Regions from separate parts of the Homo sapiens genome. Here region 1 is linked to region 2. The links are chromatin loops, found by intact Hi-C in ENCODE. Cell type or tissue: heart left ventricle. All regions are shown on one strand. Region 1 overlaps SNAP47 (synaptosome associated protein 47). Region 2 overlaps LINC02809 (long intergenic non-protein coding RNA 2809).

What was found. Hi-C counts contacts between places; a loop is a spot of excess contacts. Peaks named below come from ENCODE experiments on the same cell type or tissue, not always from the same donor. Only the 100,000 strongest peaks of a DNase experiment are listed, where the experiment ranks them.
Region 1: it touches region 2 in a loop (2.1-fold over the local background); 20 of 110 quality-filtered maps call a loop at or near these places.

Annotation. Positions count from the first base shown.
Region 1 is chr1:227,747,563-227,752,562 of GRCh38, reverse strand. It overlaps SNAP47 (synaptosome associated protein 47), which reads right to left. Exons shown (of 5, transcript NM_053052.4): 2 at 4,330-4,871. The coding sequence starts at 4,826. Among named protein-coding and RNA genes, the nearest start is that of SNAP47, 15 kb to the right of the region's middle. RefSeq lists an enhancer at 2,058-2,559. In heart left ventricle, no CTCF peak of the experiment used is centred here; DNase peaks (open chromatin) are centred at 962, 1,982 and 2,382; H3K27ac peaks cover 4,689 bases.
Region 2 is chr1:228,071,274-228,076,273 of GRCh38, reverse strand. It overlaps LINC02809 (long intergenic non-protein coding RNA 2809), which reads left to right. Exons shown (of 1, transcript NR_158166.1): 1 at 1-2,365. Among named protein-coding and RNA genes, the nearest start is that of LINC02809, 2.8 kb to the left of the region's middle. RefSeq lists enhancers at 378-878, 879-1,379. In heart left ventricle, a CTCF peak has its summit at 2,236; a DNase peak (open chromatin) is centred at 743; H3K27me3 peaks cover 695 bases.

The DNA of each region.
Region 1 (5,000 bases), 320 kb after region 2:
ATCCTGCCATTTCACCAAGATGGACAGACCTGGAGCACATTATGCTGAGTGAAAGGCACCAGATAGAGAGAAAAACCCTGCATGACGCATGTGGGACCTAAAGAAGCCAAACTCACAGAAACAGAGAGAAGGGCAGGTGTGGGGCGGGTGGGGAAGCGGGGAGAGAGTGGCCAAGGGCACCAGCTTCAGTTACGGGATGAATGAGCTCTGGGCAGTAATGACATGGTAGCTGCAGCTCTCCATACTAATAGTACACTTGAAATCTGCCAAGAACACAGATCTTAGGTGTTCTTAACATTCTCAAGGAAAAAAAGAAAAAGGGAACAAAATGACAGGCATGTGAGGTGAGAGATGTGTTCGTGCGTATGACTGTGGTGGTGACTTCACAGTGGGTACAAACACTGCATCACCAAGCCACATGCCTGAAATATACACAGGTTTTCTCAGCAATACCTCAATAAAGCTGCAAAAAATAATTATACTTAAAAACAAAGTCTTGGCCGGGCGCGGTGGTTCACGCCTGTAATCCCAGCACTTTGGGAGGCTGAGGCGGGTGGATCACGAGGTCAGGAGATTGAAACCATCCTGGTTAACACGGTGAAACCCCATCTCTACTAAAAAATACAAAAAAATTAGCCAGGCGCGGTAGCGGGCACCTGCAGTCCCAGCTACTTGGGAGGCTGAGGCAGGAGAATGGCAGGAACCCGGGAGGCGGAGTTTGCAGTGAGCAGAGATCGCGCCACTGCACTCCAGCCTGGGAGACAGAGCGAGACTCCGTCTCAAAAAAAAAAAAAAAAAAAAAAAAAAAAAAAAAAAAACCAAGTCTTTATGTAATTGGCCCCATTCCTTCGCATTGTTTTTCTGACCTGCTTTTCAAAATCCTGTGTCAGATTTGTCTTTTTCTTGTGTCTGTTCTGTTTCTTGCATGTCCTGGAGGCTGGGCGCCCTGCCTGTGGGCCTGGGGAAGGCACCAAGGCTGCCTGCACCTGAAGGGACCGGCGTGGGCAAAGGCCAGGTGGTCTCCGACACTGCGACCTGCAGTCCTGCCAGGCTGACGACCTCAATCCTCCTGCCTGGCGGGAAAGAACTCTGAGCACCAGCACTAAGAAGGAACTGGACATGAATACAGGCAGGCACAGGGCCTCACTCTGCTGTGCTCCTCAGCACACAAGAATGGGGGTGCTGAGGATCAGCTGAGAGTGCACCTGGCCGGCGGTGGGGCCTGCGGTGGCCAGGACAGGTAGTGGGACAGGTGGTGGGGCTGGCGCAGGGTGGCAGGCTACCTCTGGGAGACAGCTGCTGAGCAGGAGAGAGACGTGGCGGTGCAGGCCGACGCAGGTGAACATAGGACGGCCTGTCCCAGGAGAGTGGGCGACACAGGGCGGGCTCTTCTTCACCGCACAATCAAAGCCACAGTGTTCAGGGAGCACTAAAGGGGCCCAGGGGCTGGGTCAGATGCCGGCACTGTGGGTGGAACTCTTGTTTCTCTGGCTCGGCCAGTCTTTGGGTCACCCACTACATTTCCAGAAGAAGGGACAGGCCCATCGCTTGGTGCCCGGCTCATTTCCCAGCAGGAGTCCATAGCAAACATGGGGGCTCTGGGTCCATGCCATGGATAATCGTGTGCCTTGGCAGCCTCCTCCCAATCTCCCTCTACACAGTCTCTGGGTGCACCCAACGCTGGCACTGATGCCATGTGGCCACACAGAAACTCGGCTGGGCACAGAAAAAGATGCTCCTTCTCCATGGCATTTGTTTTTTCTGTGACTGGGAGGAGGATGACACCCCAGGAAGCAGGGAAAGCCACATTGTGCACCCACAGCCTCCCCTCCAGGACCGCAGCACCCTCGCCTATGGCCAGGGCTCAGTCCTCTGCGAATATCCCCAGGCCTCCCCCTGCAGACACTGTCAGGGTCCAGCCCAGGGACACCCCTCAGCAGCGAGCCAGGGCAGGGAGAAGCCAGGACGGAGGCACCATGGGGAGGGCTCCAGAACCCCACAGGCGGGAGGGCAGAGGGCCAGTCCCAGCTTGCCAGGGCATGTGCCTCCCAGGAGGCTGTGATGGTCACATTAGTGTCCACATAGCAGGGCCACAAGGCCCAGTCGTCAAGCACTACTCTGCACGTGTCTGTGATGGTGTGTGTCCATGAGATTAAATAGAAATTGGCGGACTCCCAGGAAAGCAGCTCGGCCTGTAATGTGGGCAGGCCCCGTGCAACCTGCTGAAGGCCTTAAAAGAACAAGAACTGATCCGAGAAACAGAGTCATGGCCTTCGGCCTGCAACTGTCCGTGGGGCTCCAGCTGCTGGCCCCCTGCAGACTCTGACTAGGGCAAAACACACACCTGCCATCTACACAGAAGAGCTGGGATTGTCGGGGGCTCTGTCATCTTCCGGCTCCGGCCTTGTGCCAGCAAAGCTCTGACTGAAAGGATCTCCTCTTAGTCAAGTACAAGATGTGACCTCAGTCCAACTAACCTGCATGCAATACTGATGCACCAATATGACCCCAGCTTAGGGCTGAGGGACAGTGGCCAATGCCAAGGCGGGATTCCAGGGACACAGAGGTTCTGCCCACTGCAGCTGTGGGTGCTAGGAGGAAGTTCTCACTTTCCTCCGAACAATCACAAAACGAGAAACAACACGCTTCAAAATGACTTTTCAAGAAATAATAAAAGTAATTGAAAGCATGTAAAAACCTGAGCTATGTGTACTGAAACACACACACACAGATGACACACACAAATACACACAGACACAAACAGAAACACACAGACACACATACACATACAGACGACACACAGACACACACAGACACACACACAGGCTCTCAAGGACGTGTCCTTAAAAAAGGGGTAGAGAGCAATAGAGAAGGACGGCAAACTCAACACACACTTCTCCAAAGACAAAGGAAACAGACAAATATAGTGGCAGCCTGACACTGAAAAGCGGGCAGACTGGCAAATCCAGGAAGGTGGATAGTATGCCAGCAGCGGCATGCTGAGAGACCATGCAATTAGGGTGCCAGAGCCCTATGGGGTGATGAGGAGGGAGTACCAGCACCCTCCCAGCAGAGGTAGGAAGAACCAGCAACACGCAGGCACAAGTCCATGTGGCACTGCACTGGGAGATCCTCGGCTCCCAGATGGACCCACCCAAGTGGGCACCCCCGGATCCCAGAAGAGGGACTGGATGGAACCTGAGGGCAGAGGGAGTAAACTTTCTACCTGAGCCAGAAAGCAGCCCCCCAAGACTCACGCTCCAGACAGGACCCCAGGACGAGGAACTGAGGGTCCCAGTAAACAGCCCATGGGTGATACCTCAGCCCCACACACACCATCTTAGGAAAAACGACCGCGACAAAAAAGGCAATAAACAAGCACCTTGAAAACCCAGAAACCATAAGCAAAACAAGGCTATTAATAATATCCAAACACAGAAGATGCTCGGGCCATGACGCAAGACCCGAAGGTTTTTCCAGGAAACTGGAGGAACACAAAAGAGTTCTAAGAAATTACAAGTACAAATGATAAATGGTAGGAAGATAAAAACCAGAAACACACACTAGAATAGCAACACTAAAAGAAAGCCAAATACGAAAGGAGTACCCAAACAGAAGATAGCAGGACTCAGAAAGCAAAAATCGGACTTGGAAAAAGAAAAGCATTCTTAAACAAACTGAAGAAATTTTCTGGACATACACTAGGATTTTCATACTAAGAAACATAACAGAAGAACATAGCTCATGAACAAATGGCCAATGCTGACAGGAGACACCTCACTCACAGAGACTGTCACCAAGACAGACCTCACTCCACCCTCTGTGACCTCAGAGGCCAGGGCCCATCCCCATTACCACATAGGAGCCACAGATGCTGACAGGAGACACCTCACTAACAGAGGCCGTCATCAAGACAGACCTCACTCCATCCTCTGTGACCTCAGAGGCCAGGGCCTGTCCCCATCACCACATAGGAGCCAGAAACAGAGGAATGTGTACAGGAGGTCACAGCACAGTCTCTGCTTGCTGGGTGTGGACTCAGCATGGTGCAGTGGACGGCAGTGGTGCCAGGCACCCAGTGAGCCAGCACTCACTCAGATCTCACGGTGTGTTTCCAGCAGAGTGTACCGTGTATTCACAGCCTCGCTTTCCGAGTGCTGGATCTTAATGTGCGTACCCACTAAGCATGTACAGCAGGTGCACAGCCAGGATCTCAGAATGCTGGATGTGTGCAAATATGGTGCAGTGGCCTGGAACAGTGCCTGTGAGCCTCCACACATGTGCATCTTACTCTGTGTGTGCCTTGCAAAGTGTACACAGCAAGCCCACCTGTCCGCCACCTCCAGGTCTGACTCCATCTTGTCCAGGCCTCTCATGACGCTGTCCAGCTGCTGGCCCTGGTGGTGCAGGACCCTCGCCGTGTCCTCCAGGCGTTTCTGGGATCCAGCCATGAGTCCCGTCAGCTCCTCGCCCCGGGTCCTTGGGACAGATGCGTCTGCCACGGCTCCAGGCTGAGACAGCAGCAGCTCCCTCCAGAAATGCTCGATGATGCTGAAGACCACATTTCGACTTGGCCGCAGGGAGCTGAACCAGTGCTTGGCATGGCCCTTCTCCAGGATGGTGATGGAGCTGAAGATAAAATGTGAAGCCTCCTTCTTGATCTCAACTATGCTGGAGAGGGGGAAGCTGACCAGAATCTCTCCAGTGCTGTCAGTCATGAACCTGAGCGACAGCGATGTTAAGGACAGCTGTCCAGTAACCCATCGCCTCTTGGGCTCCAGGTAGTAGGTGCACGGCCAGGTGTGGATGCAGACATCCCTGCTCATCTGTTCCTGGGTCTGTGTGCGCCAAGGTCCAGGCCTCTTCTGCCTCTGAAGGAGAAGAGACAGTAACGTTCTGCCGTCACCCATGGACTGGAGACACAAGCAACCCCACAAGGATGCTGCCTCCCCTGCGGCTCTGGGCTCACACAGGCTGCAGCACGTGGCTGACTCTCGATC
Region 2 (5,000 bases):
CAGTGCCTGGGTTTACCTCGAAGGTATTGTAGTGGGGTAGGTTGGGCACCCCCCTTCACATCCAGCTGGAGCCTTGGAGCAGGACCTCCTGTAGAACCAGGGTCTTGGCAGACATCCTCAATGAGTGACGTCGAGACCAGGCCATCCTGGATTAGGGTGGGCCCTGGACCCGTAACAGGTGATCGTCTAAGAGAAAGAGGAGGGGGATCTGAGATGCACAGATCGGGAACCAGCCATGAAGACAGGCCAGAGACTGGAGTGTGTGGCCATGCGCCTGAGGCACCTGAGCCACCAGGAGCTGGAGGAGGCTGTGCAGGGTCCTCCCCAGAACCTTTGGAGGGAGCATGCCCGGGACACCTCAATGTGGGGCTTCTGGCTGCAGAGTTGCGAGGAAATACCTCCCTTGCTGTTGTGAACCACCCAGGTTGTGGTAACTTGCTGTGGCCACCCTGTGATGCCAGTATACCTCCTTCCCTCATGTCTGGTGCCAAGGCCGGGAGAGTCAAATACCTGGGGCTAAAAGCATTGGGGTTCCTCAGATGATCCTCTTTGCACCCCTGCATAGGGTGTCTGCCCACACGGCCTCAGGGTCATGAGTTTTCTGCAGGCAGCCACCTGACCTGTCCAGCCGGACATGTGTCTCCCCCATGGGTCAGTTTGGGCAGCAGGTTGGGTCCCGTGTAAGGCTCAGGGCTGCTGGGCTCTGATGTCACCTGTTGCCACGGTGACTCTGGTTGCTAGGATCAGACTACTCCCTTCCTGGGCACACTGTATCCCGAATCCCCAGAAGAACCAAGGGGATCCCCCAGCACAAGGCTCGTTGGGGAGGGAGTCCTTGGCGCTCAGATTTGAGAGAGAGAGTCGGGGCTGGCCAGGGGGCGTGGCTTGGGCAGAGGAGAGTGCTCATGGTGACCCTGGAGGAGACCCTCCCTTCCCTCGTTCATTGCTCCCAAGGCCAGGTGTCTCTAAAGGAAGCCAGTTGTGGAGAATGTTGGTCCTGCAGTGGCGATTAATGCAAAGATGCCCTGAACAAAGCAGGACACACGTGCCTGCCTGCTACCCCTGCCCAGCTGCTGTTCTTGGACGCATGTGCTCTTCTGGTGGGACCCGTGAATACGTGGCTCACGGTCCTGGGGCACACCCCATTGTGTGAGGCTGGGGGTCTTGTGGGGAGCCAGGCCCCTGGTGTGGGTCCCTGCTCAGAAGCCCCACGCAGCCCCTGTTCTGCTGAGTGCGGCTGAAAGCCCCCCATACCCACAGCCCTCTGTCCTCAAATTTTTCTCATTTTAAAAATTGTGGTAAAATACCCATAACATAGGACTTACCATTTTAACCTTTTAAAAATAATTTAAATTTTTTAAGAGACAGGGTCTTGCTCTGTCACCCAGGCTGGAGTACAGTGGCGTGATTTTGGCTCATTACAGCCTCCGCCTCCTGGGCTCAAGCAATTCTCCCACCTCAGCCTCTTGAGTACCTGGGATGGTAGGCACGCACCACCATGCCAGCTAATTAATATATTTTTTCTTGTACTGACTGGGTCTCAGTATGTTGCCCAGGCTGATCTCAAATTCCTGGCCTCAAGCGATCCTCCCACCTCAGCCTCCTGAGTAGCTGGGATTATAGGCGAGAGCCACTGCATCCAGTGACTTTTTTTTGTTTGTTTCTCTAATAGCTGCCATCCTGATGGGGTGAGCTGGTGTCTCATGGTGGTTTTGATTTGCCTGTCCTGAAGGACTCGTGACTTTGAGCGTCTTTCCATGTGCTTGCTGCTGTTTATAGATCTTCTCCGGAGACATGTCTGTCTTCCCTCTCATTCTTGCATGCGGGCGTCCACAGGCTGACCCCTCAGCTGCTCAGCCAGGCCCCTGCTCCTGTCCACAGAGCCCACCCTCCAGGTGCACTCCCTGCCTGCCTCCTGCAGGTTCCTTTCCTGGGCATGGTGGCCCAGCCCTCTCTGTCCCTCACCTCACCTGCTTTCTTCATGGCATGTGCACATCTGACATGGTTACTAGTTGTGTGATTTCTGTCTGCCTTTGCAGTGGACACACCACAGACGCTCAGCCAATGCTTGAACCAGCAGGTGGGTGGGACTATGCCAGGACGGGATGGTGGCTCAGAGAGGGGCTGCCTGGTCTGGGGCCTGACAGGCGGGAGGAGGAGAGGCCTGTAGCACCCATTGGAGGTGTGTGGTCGCCCAGCACAAGAACAAGGGAGGAGGCAGTCAGGCGGGGGCGCTCCTGCCCAGGCCACGGAGCTTTAATTAAAACCCGCCCGGAGCATGACCCCACTCTGCCATGCATTCTTCACTTAATTGGGGCCCTTCAGGAGGGGCCGGCTGAGGTTAATTAAAAAGCCCAGCTGAAGACATTGTTGTCTTCCTAGCATCTGCTGCCAGCATCCGCCTGCCTGTGCCCAAGGCCTGGGCTACCGGGGTGGGCAGAACCATGCCCCAGGGGCCTCCAGCCCCCATGCCTGTCACTGCAGCCTGCAGCCAGCCTGGGCGGGGGACCGTGCTCATTGTTGGGTCCTTCAGTGAGTGCCCCCTCTGGCCTTAATGAAAAGGAGACTCTCCTGGATACCCTGAACTGATGGGCCCCAATGCCCCACCATGGGAGGGCAAGGCTGGCTGTGGGACACCAGAGCACCCCGGCCTGCCCCGGCCTACTTGTTTCAGCTCCTAACTCCTACCCTGGGGGTCTGGGTGCTGCCCACGGCTCCCAGGCGACTGCGCGGTGACCCTGCCCTCTCCAGCTCCTCTGCCCATCACCTGCAGGCCCAGCTACACACCTACACCCGGGAGACCCCTTTCTCAGGAGGCAGGGAGTAGCCAGGGCTGCCGTGGAAGGTTCTGGGTGCCACAGGAACATGCAGAGGGTGGGTGGCCCCGTGAGGGAGGCTGGCACGAAGGGCAGGGGAGGGCTGTCACACTGCCCTCTCAGCGTATGCCCGGGGGCTTGGCCGCAGTGAGGGAGACAGTGGTTGGAGGAGAAGGGGGAGAAAGAAGAACTCAAGCAGTCAGCGAGTGCCAGGCCCCCTTCTGCCCCAATGGGAGGAGATGATAGACGAGGAGGTGACAGAGTGTCACCGTGGCCCACAGGACAGCCACCCGCCCAGAGCCTGGGCACCCATCCGGGTCTCCCAGCGCTGTGGTCCAGGCCCGGAGGCCCCCACAGAGCCAAAGTAGGCAGGTGGTGGGAGGAGGTCCTGTGCACCTGGCACACAGGGGTGCTTGTGATCCAGGAGAGAGATGAACCCTTGGCAACAGCTGGGAAAGATCTAAACAACTGATGCACTGGTGCAATGGACTTGCAGGTGCAGACAGCAGCCATGCTGGGGGCTAGTCAAGGGGCCCCATTTGCTGACTAGGCACATGGCTTGGAGCCTGGGAGCCAGGCATCACACCAGGCTGGTGGTGTGGAAGCCCGAGGAAGCCCCTTGTGCTACACGGCAGGCCACGATGTCCAAGGGGCCGGGGTGGGATTCATGCCATAAAGGTGGAGGCTGCTTATCAGTCCCAGGCAGCAGAAGAGGGGACAGAGGCAGACGCCAGACCTCCTTCCTGACCCTGGACTGGCCTGCAAAGAAGCAATTCAGAGTGGGTGGTGGCCAGCTGCACACCTTTAGGCAGCACTGGGCCAGGATGGCCTGAGCAGAGCCACCTATGGTTAGGCACAGCCCAGGAAAGTGCCCACACTAACGGGGAACACACTGACCTCTGACCCTCCACCTGAGGCAGGCCAAGTGACACAGAAACAGGGAGGGTGACCAGGACTCTGTGTCTGCAGGGTCCCCACGTGATGCTCCAGACACAAAGCACACAAACCATCATGGACACTGAGCACGGTGCCTTGGCACCCCAACAGCACTGTGACCCCTGCACTATCCCCTACACTATCCCTCTACACTATGCCCCACACTATTCCCCTTCACTATCCACCTACACTATTCCCTTCCACTATCCCCACTACACTATCCCTCTACACTATCACCTACACTATTGTCCTACACTATCTACCTGCACTATGCCCCACACTATCCGCCTTCACTATCCACCTACACTCTCCCCCATACTATCCCTGTACAGTATCCCCCCTGCACTGTTCCCCTACACTATCCCCACTACACTATCCCTTTATACTATCACCTATACTATCGCTCTACACCATCCCCCCTACACTTTCCTCCCCTACACTATCCCTCTACAGCACCCCCTATACTATAGCCTGGGCAATATCACCCTACGCTATTGCCCTACACTATCTCCCCTACACTATGCCCCTATACTCTCCTGCCTACACTATCCCCCGTACTCTATCCTTCTACACTATCCCTCTACACTATCACCCCTGCAATGTCACCCTACACTCTCCCCCTAAACTGTCCCCCAATATTATCCACCTACACTATACCCCTACATTATACCCCTGCACTATCCCCCTACACTATCCCCTCAACACCATCCACCTACACTATCCCCCTGCACTATCCCCCCAAACTATCCTCCTACACTATTGCCCTACACTATCCCCCTACACTATTGCCCTACACTGTCCCCTACACTATCACCCCTGCAATATTACCCTACACTCTACCCCATACTATCCCCAAAACTATCCCTCCTACACTATCACCCCTACACTATCCCCCCTACATTATTCCCCTACACTACTCCCCTACACTATCCTCCCTACACTATTTCTCTCCACTATCCCCTACACTATCCTCCTGCACTATCCCCCTACACTATTACCCTACACTATCCCCCCTACAGCATCCCCTACATGATACCCTACACTATCGCCCTGGCAATATCACCCTACACTATTGCCCTACACTATCCCCCTACACTCTTCACCCTACATTATTCCCCTACACTACCCCCTACACTATCCCTCTATACCATCTCCCTACACTATTCCCCCTACACTATCACCCCTACACTATCCCTTACACTCTCCCCCTATACCATCCCGCTACACTATCCCCCCTATACTATCCCT